2 separate regions of the Homo sapiens genome follow, and region 2 is linked to region 1. A link is a loop called in an ENCODE intact Hi-C map of the cell type or tissue named here. Cell type or tissue: dorsolateral prefrontal cortex. All regions are shown on one strand. Links, peaks and the distances in the headings refer to the core of each region. The heading gives the core; the rest is flanking DNA.

Evidence for each region. A loop is a pair of places that touch in the nucleus more often than their neighbours do. Peaks named below come from ENCODE experiments on the same cell type or tissue, not always from the same donor. Only the 100,000 strongest peaks of a DNase experiment are listed, where the experiment ranks them.
Region 2: a loop joins it to region 1, with 2.8 times the contacts of the local background. A loop is called at or near these places in 49 of 110 quality-filtered maps.

The regions. Positions count from the first base shown.
Region 1 is chr9:33,812,329-33,815,230 of GRCh38, reverse strand. All of the region lies in intron 1 of UBE2R2-AS1 (UBE2R2 antisense RNA 1), which reads left to right. It also overlaps a transcript of UBE2R2 not described here. Among named protein-coding and RNA genes, the nearest start is that of UBE2R2, 3.4 kb to the left of the region's middle. In dorsolateral prefrontal cortex, for the core only: CTCF peaks have their summits at 1,156 and 1,360 (motif pointing left); a DNase peak (open chromatin) is centred at 825; H3K4me3 peaks cover 1,178 bases; H3K27ac peaks cover 2,478 bases.
Region 2 is chr9:33,923,651-33,926,552 of GRCh38, reverse strand. UBAP2 (ubiquitin associated protein 2) reads left to right here. Exons shown (of 29, transcript NM_001370062.2): 23 at 2,269-2,347; 24 at 2,553-2,758. Among named protein-coding and RNA genes, the nearest start is that of SNORD121B, 9.3 kb to the left of the region's middle. RefSeq lists an enhancer at 1,198-1,437. In dorsolateral prefrontal cortex, for the core only: CTCF peaks have their summits at 985 and 1,184 (motif pointing left); a DNase peak (open chromatin) is centred at 1,212; H3K27ac peaks cover 2,223 bases.

The DNA of each region.
Region 1 (2,902 bases), core at 258-2,757:
CCTGTTTCTGTAGATTCCTCTTGACTGTGGCAGTTTCTTAGACTTTGTTCTGATGACCTTAACAGTTTTGAAGAATACTGGTCAAGTATTTTGTAGACTGTCCCTCAATTGGGATTGTGATGCTTTTCTCATGATTAGACTGGGATTATGAGTTTTTGAGGGTAAGATCACAGAGGTGAAATGCCATTTCATCACATCATATTAAGGGCACAAATAGCAACATGACTTAGCAATGTTGATGTTGACCTTGATTGTCTGGCTGAGGAAGTGTGTCAAGTCTTTCTACTGTAAAGTTACTCTGCCCCTTCCTCCCCTTTTCTATACTGTACTCTTTGGAATGGAGTCACTCTACACAATCCACACTTAAGCAGCCCCCCCTCCTTTTTTTTTGGCCTTTTTTTTCCTGTAAAAGACGAGGTCTCAGTGTTTTAAAACATCCTTTTCTAGCCGCCAACGCTACTGTCCAGGTCTTGAGACCGAACTCTACTGGAATTAGAGCTCCCCTCAGAGAAGAGGGAGTATCCTAGTGAATGCAGCCCCTCTTATCAAAATGATGGTTTATGTCCCATTCTGTCTTTCCCTCCAGTACCAGTCAATTTAGGGACAAGAGGATTGCTGACCCGGAAATGTGAAAGATGATGTTGACACCTTTAATAGCAAGGCGGTGAGCAGATAAATAGGTAGAAAGGTCATCTTCAAAGCATTTCACCCACAAAAACTCATCACAGCCCCACCCTGACCTGGAGGGTGATGAAGCCCTAGTCTAACCCACTGGAACGTATACCTGGCACTCAGACCAGAAGCGGCCCCCTGGGCTCATGTCAACTCACAAACTCACTAAGCATCCACTGCGGGCATGCCTCTATGCTGGGAGGTTGGAAGCTCAATGCGTTAATGAGTTTTATAATCAAGGCTGTTTATTCTCAGGTCACAGGAACTGGAATTCCACAGAACTAGCTCATGTGTTTTTATTCTAGCCAGTAAGACATTGTTTATTAGTAGACTGCCACTGTGTCTTATTCATGCCTGAATCCTCAGCAACAGGCACACCATCTGACACAAAGTAGACACTAAGTAATTGTTCTCAAGAGACTCATGGCCAAGGACAGGAAGACAATGAGTAATCACAAAATCACAAATTGAACCCTACCCTCTATCCCCATGCCTATCTGTTCTCTCAAGCACATAGTAGGTGCTCAAGACTATAAATTCCAAAACTCTACACCAGCTACTCCAATGTTTGGCACATATTAAGTGCTCAAAACATATTTGTTAAAAAGAATGAATGCTAGAAACAGCTTCCTAGAGCTTTCTCATATTGTTTCATAATGGCATGTAGATTGACTTGCCTGATTGGTGCCCTCTGGTGGTAAAGAAAAACAGCACTCAAAATTTAAATTTAAAAAATAATATTTTTTTTTAAAAAGAAAACAGAGCGCTTAACGCTCAGTGTCAGGCATCACCTGGTACTTTCCAACCAGGGTACTTCTTCTTCTTCCTCTTCTTTTTTTTTTTTTTTTTTTTTTAACTGAGACAGAGTCTTGCTCTGTCACCCAGGCTGGAGTGCAGTAGCATGATTTTGGCTCGCTGCAACCTCCGCCTCCTGGGTTCCAGCAATCCTCCCACCTCAGTCCCCGGAGTAGCTGGGACTACAGGCGCAGTGCCACCACACCGGACTAATTTTTGTATTTTTAGTAGAGACAAGGTTTCATTATGTTGCCCAGGCTGGTCTTGAACTCCTGAGCTCAAGCAATCCGCCCACCTCAAACTCTCAAAGTGCTGAGATTACAGGTGTGAGCCACCATGGCAGGCCCACTACTAATTTTAGAGGAAGACTGTGGCTCCTTAAGAGTAGTGTCCAAGTTTTACATATATGTTAACATATTAAATTTCAAAAAGTTGGCCAGGCGCAGCGGCTCATGCCTGTAATCCCAGCACTTTGGGAGGCTGAGGCAGGCAGATCATTTGAGGTCAGGAGTTCGAGATCAGCCTCGCCAACATGGTGAAACTTTTTTCAACATGGTTAAATTTTTTTCCTAAGTATTTTATTTTCTTGTAGCTATTATAAATGGGATTTCCTTCTTGAATTCTTTCTCGGCTAGTTATTACTGGTGTATAGAAATGCTACTAATTTTTGTATGTTGATTTTTTTATCCCACAACTTTTTTTTTTTTTTTTTGAGACAGAGTCTTGCTCTGCAGCCCAGGCTGGAGTGCAGTGGAGCAATCTTGGATCACTGCAACCTCTGCCTGCTGGGTTCAAGCGCTTGTCCTGTCTCAGCCCCCTGAGTAGCTGGGACTACAAGCACATGCCACCATGCCCGGCTAATTTTTGTGTTTTTAGTTGAGATGGGGTTTCACTGTATTGGTCAGGCTGGTCTTGAACTCCTGACCTTAGGTGATCCTCCCGTCTTGGCCTCCCTAAATGCTGGGATTACAGGCGTGAGCCACCATGCCTGGCCATATCCTACAACTGTACTGAACTTATTTATCAGATCTAAGAGCTTTTGCTGGAGTTGTTAGGTTTTTGTAAATACAAGATCATGTCATCTGCATAGAGGGACAATTTTACTTTCTCTTTTCCAATTTGGATATCTTTTGCTTGTTTCTATTGCCTGATTGCTCTGGCTAAGACTTCCAGTACTGTGTTGAATATGAGTGGCGAAAATAGACATCCTTGTCTTGTTCCAGTTCCTAGAGGAAAAGCTGAAAGCTATGATAGTATGATGTTAACTGTGGGTTTGTCATATGTAGGCTTTATTATGTTGAGGTATTATACACTCCTTCAATGCCTAGTTTGAGAGTTTTTATCATGAAGAGATTTTGAATTGTATCAAATGCTTTTTCTACATCTCTTGAAATGACCTTATGGTTTTTGTCCTTCTTTCTGTTGATGTGATGTG
Region 2 (2,902 bases), core at 167-2,666, 110 kb before region 1:
GGTCTTGGCTGCCACACTCTCTGGCCCTTAGGATCCTCTGCCTGAGGAACCTCTCAGCACCACTACTGAGAAAGCTGTTTTCATCTGGCGGTTGTGCCAGGCGTGACCATAGCTTTAGCACAGAGTATCCAGTGCTCATCCCTGGGAAACATGAAGGCCTTTGGGACCTGGGGCCCTGGTAGGCCATGTCCCCTGTTAAATGTTGGTCCTTATCTTCCCTCCTCCATCTTGTTTTCTCTCTCTTTTTTAAAAAGAAAAACCATATGACACAAGACATGGAGGTTGCTTACGTGGCCCTGGAGTTTTATACTGTCTTCCTCTTCCTCAGAGTACCATATAGTGTCTTTGGTCTGAGATGGCCAGTGACTGCTCTTCTGCAATCAGCTGAGTGAGTGGCTTGAGCTGATGGTCTTTAAGGTCTCTTCTGGGTCTGGCCTCCCATCTAGATTTGTGAGAATGCCTGCCCTGGGACGTCCCTGGTGGTTGCAGCCTTACTCTGAGACCAGGGTTGCCTCTTTCTTCTGACCGTTGGTGCCAGAATGCAGTGTGGGCCTTTCCTGGGATAGCCACATGAACAGAACTGTGGGGACAGAGGGGAATAGGCCCGCTCCTTGCCCTGCCCATGGGCAGGACTTCCTCCTGGGAGCCACTGTCTTCTTGCTCTGCCATTTCCCAGGGCACTTGTCAGAGAGTTGCAGGCAGTTTGGACACCACCTCTGCTGGATACAGTCTTTCCTGTTGCTGGAGGAAGAGGCTTTCTCCCTTGTGCAGTGATGCCTTCTTCCCCGTGGGTGTTGCTCCCTTCTCTGCTGCACCACAAAGAGCTGACGGAGCTGCTCTTGTTTCAGAAGAGTAGCCCTTTCCACTGGCTGGCCGTATTTCCAGAAGCAGAGGCCTAGCCTGGGAGCGGAGCGGCTTCTCCCCACTGTGCAAACCAGCAGCCCTTTAATCTGCCGGCCAAAGGCCCAAACTGCAGGAGGTGGTGCTGAGCCCCGGGATTCATTCTGCTTCAGGGGCTCTCCGTGGTCTCCACACTTATTCACAGCACTCTTTTGGCTTTTATCACTTTGTGCCTTAGAGAAAACACCCTCTGGAGCCCACCTTTTGAGATATGTTGCTCTTTCTATCCCTCGGGTTGTTTGTTCACCTCTGCTGCTTGTGAGCCTAGTTCCTGCCTGGAGAATTCTCGTGTTCTGTGAAAGTGCTCCCCCTTCTGGGCTTTCTCTGCTCCCGTCCTCAGTTGTGCAGCTCTGTGTGTTCCCAGCTCTGCCTCTTCCGGGGGTTCTAGGCTGCTATGGGTTTCCGGGAGGTTTCCTGGAGGGTGTGAGTGCCATTCCCAGCCAGGATGGCTCCTTTCTGGGATCGGGCACAGCCCAAGGGCTTTGCCTTTCCTCAGGGGCCAGGTGTGTCCAGGAGTGCGAGGCCCTGGATGGTGAGTGAGGGTCAGGTCAGACCTCCCCTCCTCCACGAAGCTCCACTGTGCTTTGCCGTCTCTGTCTCCACACTTTGTTGTATCTGCCATACTTCCCCCAAGTCCTGGGCCAGGGGTGTCCAATGTTTTGGCTTCCTTGGGCCACATTGAAAGAATAATTGTCTTGGGCCACACATAAAATACACTAACATTAAAGATAGCTGATGAGCTTAAAAAAATTGCAAACAAATTTCATGTTTTAAGAAAGACGAATTTGTGTTGGGCCACATTCAAAGCTGTCATGGGCCGTGGGTTGGACAAGCTTGTCCTAGGCCATGTCAGTGTTTTGAGAGCAGTGTAGGTGGTGACAGGCCAGTTCTGGGCTTCACCTGGGGTCCTGCTTATTCCCGTGCCTACCTGGCACTGCCCCCTGTCCCCCCTTAAACCTTTCAGGCCCCTGCACTTCTGTTGCCTCCTTTTTCAGGTCTGCTCTGTTTAGTCAGCTTTCCTAGCTGCTCTAGTCTCTCACACAGAAAAGCCAGCGAAGTTGGTTCAGCCCGAGGCATTCACACAAGCACCTGCCTGTGGTGTCAAATGGATGTGTGAGGCTTGGTCTCCAGCAGCTCTGCCTGGTGAAGCTGCAGGGTTGGCCGGTCTGTGTGCTTATGTGTTAGGCAGGCCGCCTAGTTGCACACTCTTCCGAGGGGCACCATTTACTTGGCGTTCCCTGGGACTGCTGGCTCTCAGGCATGGAGTCTGTTTCAGGAGTGTGGCGTCACCACTTCCATGTGCTGGTTCTGCTCTCCTGGGAGTCAAGCAGGGCCAGTCGCTGATCAAGCCTCCCTGGTCTCTCCTAGGACTACTATGGAATTCCCTTTGCTGCACCCACAGCGCTTGCCAGCCGAGATGGGAGCCTAGCTAATAATCCATATCCAGGTGAGTTTGCTCAATGGATGAGGAGTAGCCCGGGGCCGGCCTAGCGCGAACTCCAGGAGCTGGGAAGCAGCAACAGCAAGCTGAGAGAGGCCTCTTAGTAGCCTGTGCTGAGCTGGCAGCCAGACCTGTTCCTGTTTGCAGAAGCCAGTGTGGCCTTTCTCTGGTTGGAGGAAGGGCAGTGGCTGGAGTCAGTGCTCTTTCCTAGGTGATGTCACAAAGTTTGGCCGTGGGGACTCTGCATCCCCTGCACCCGCTACCACACCAGCTCAGCCACAGCAGAGCCAATCACAGACCCACCACACAGCCCAGCAGCCCTTCGTGAATCCTGCACTGCCACCTGGCTATAGCTACACTGGTCTTCCCTACTACACAGGCATGCCCAGTGCCTTCCAGTATGGCCCCACCATGTTTGTGAGTATTTCAGAGGGTGTGACTGTGTCTCCTGGCCTTGGGTTGCTGGCAGGTGGAAACCTGGGACCTATCTTCCAGCAGGGAGGGAGGGTTGTGATTCCACTCCGTCTTACCTGGTCTTCAGAAACTGTTCAGGCTGGGGAC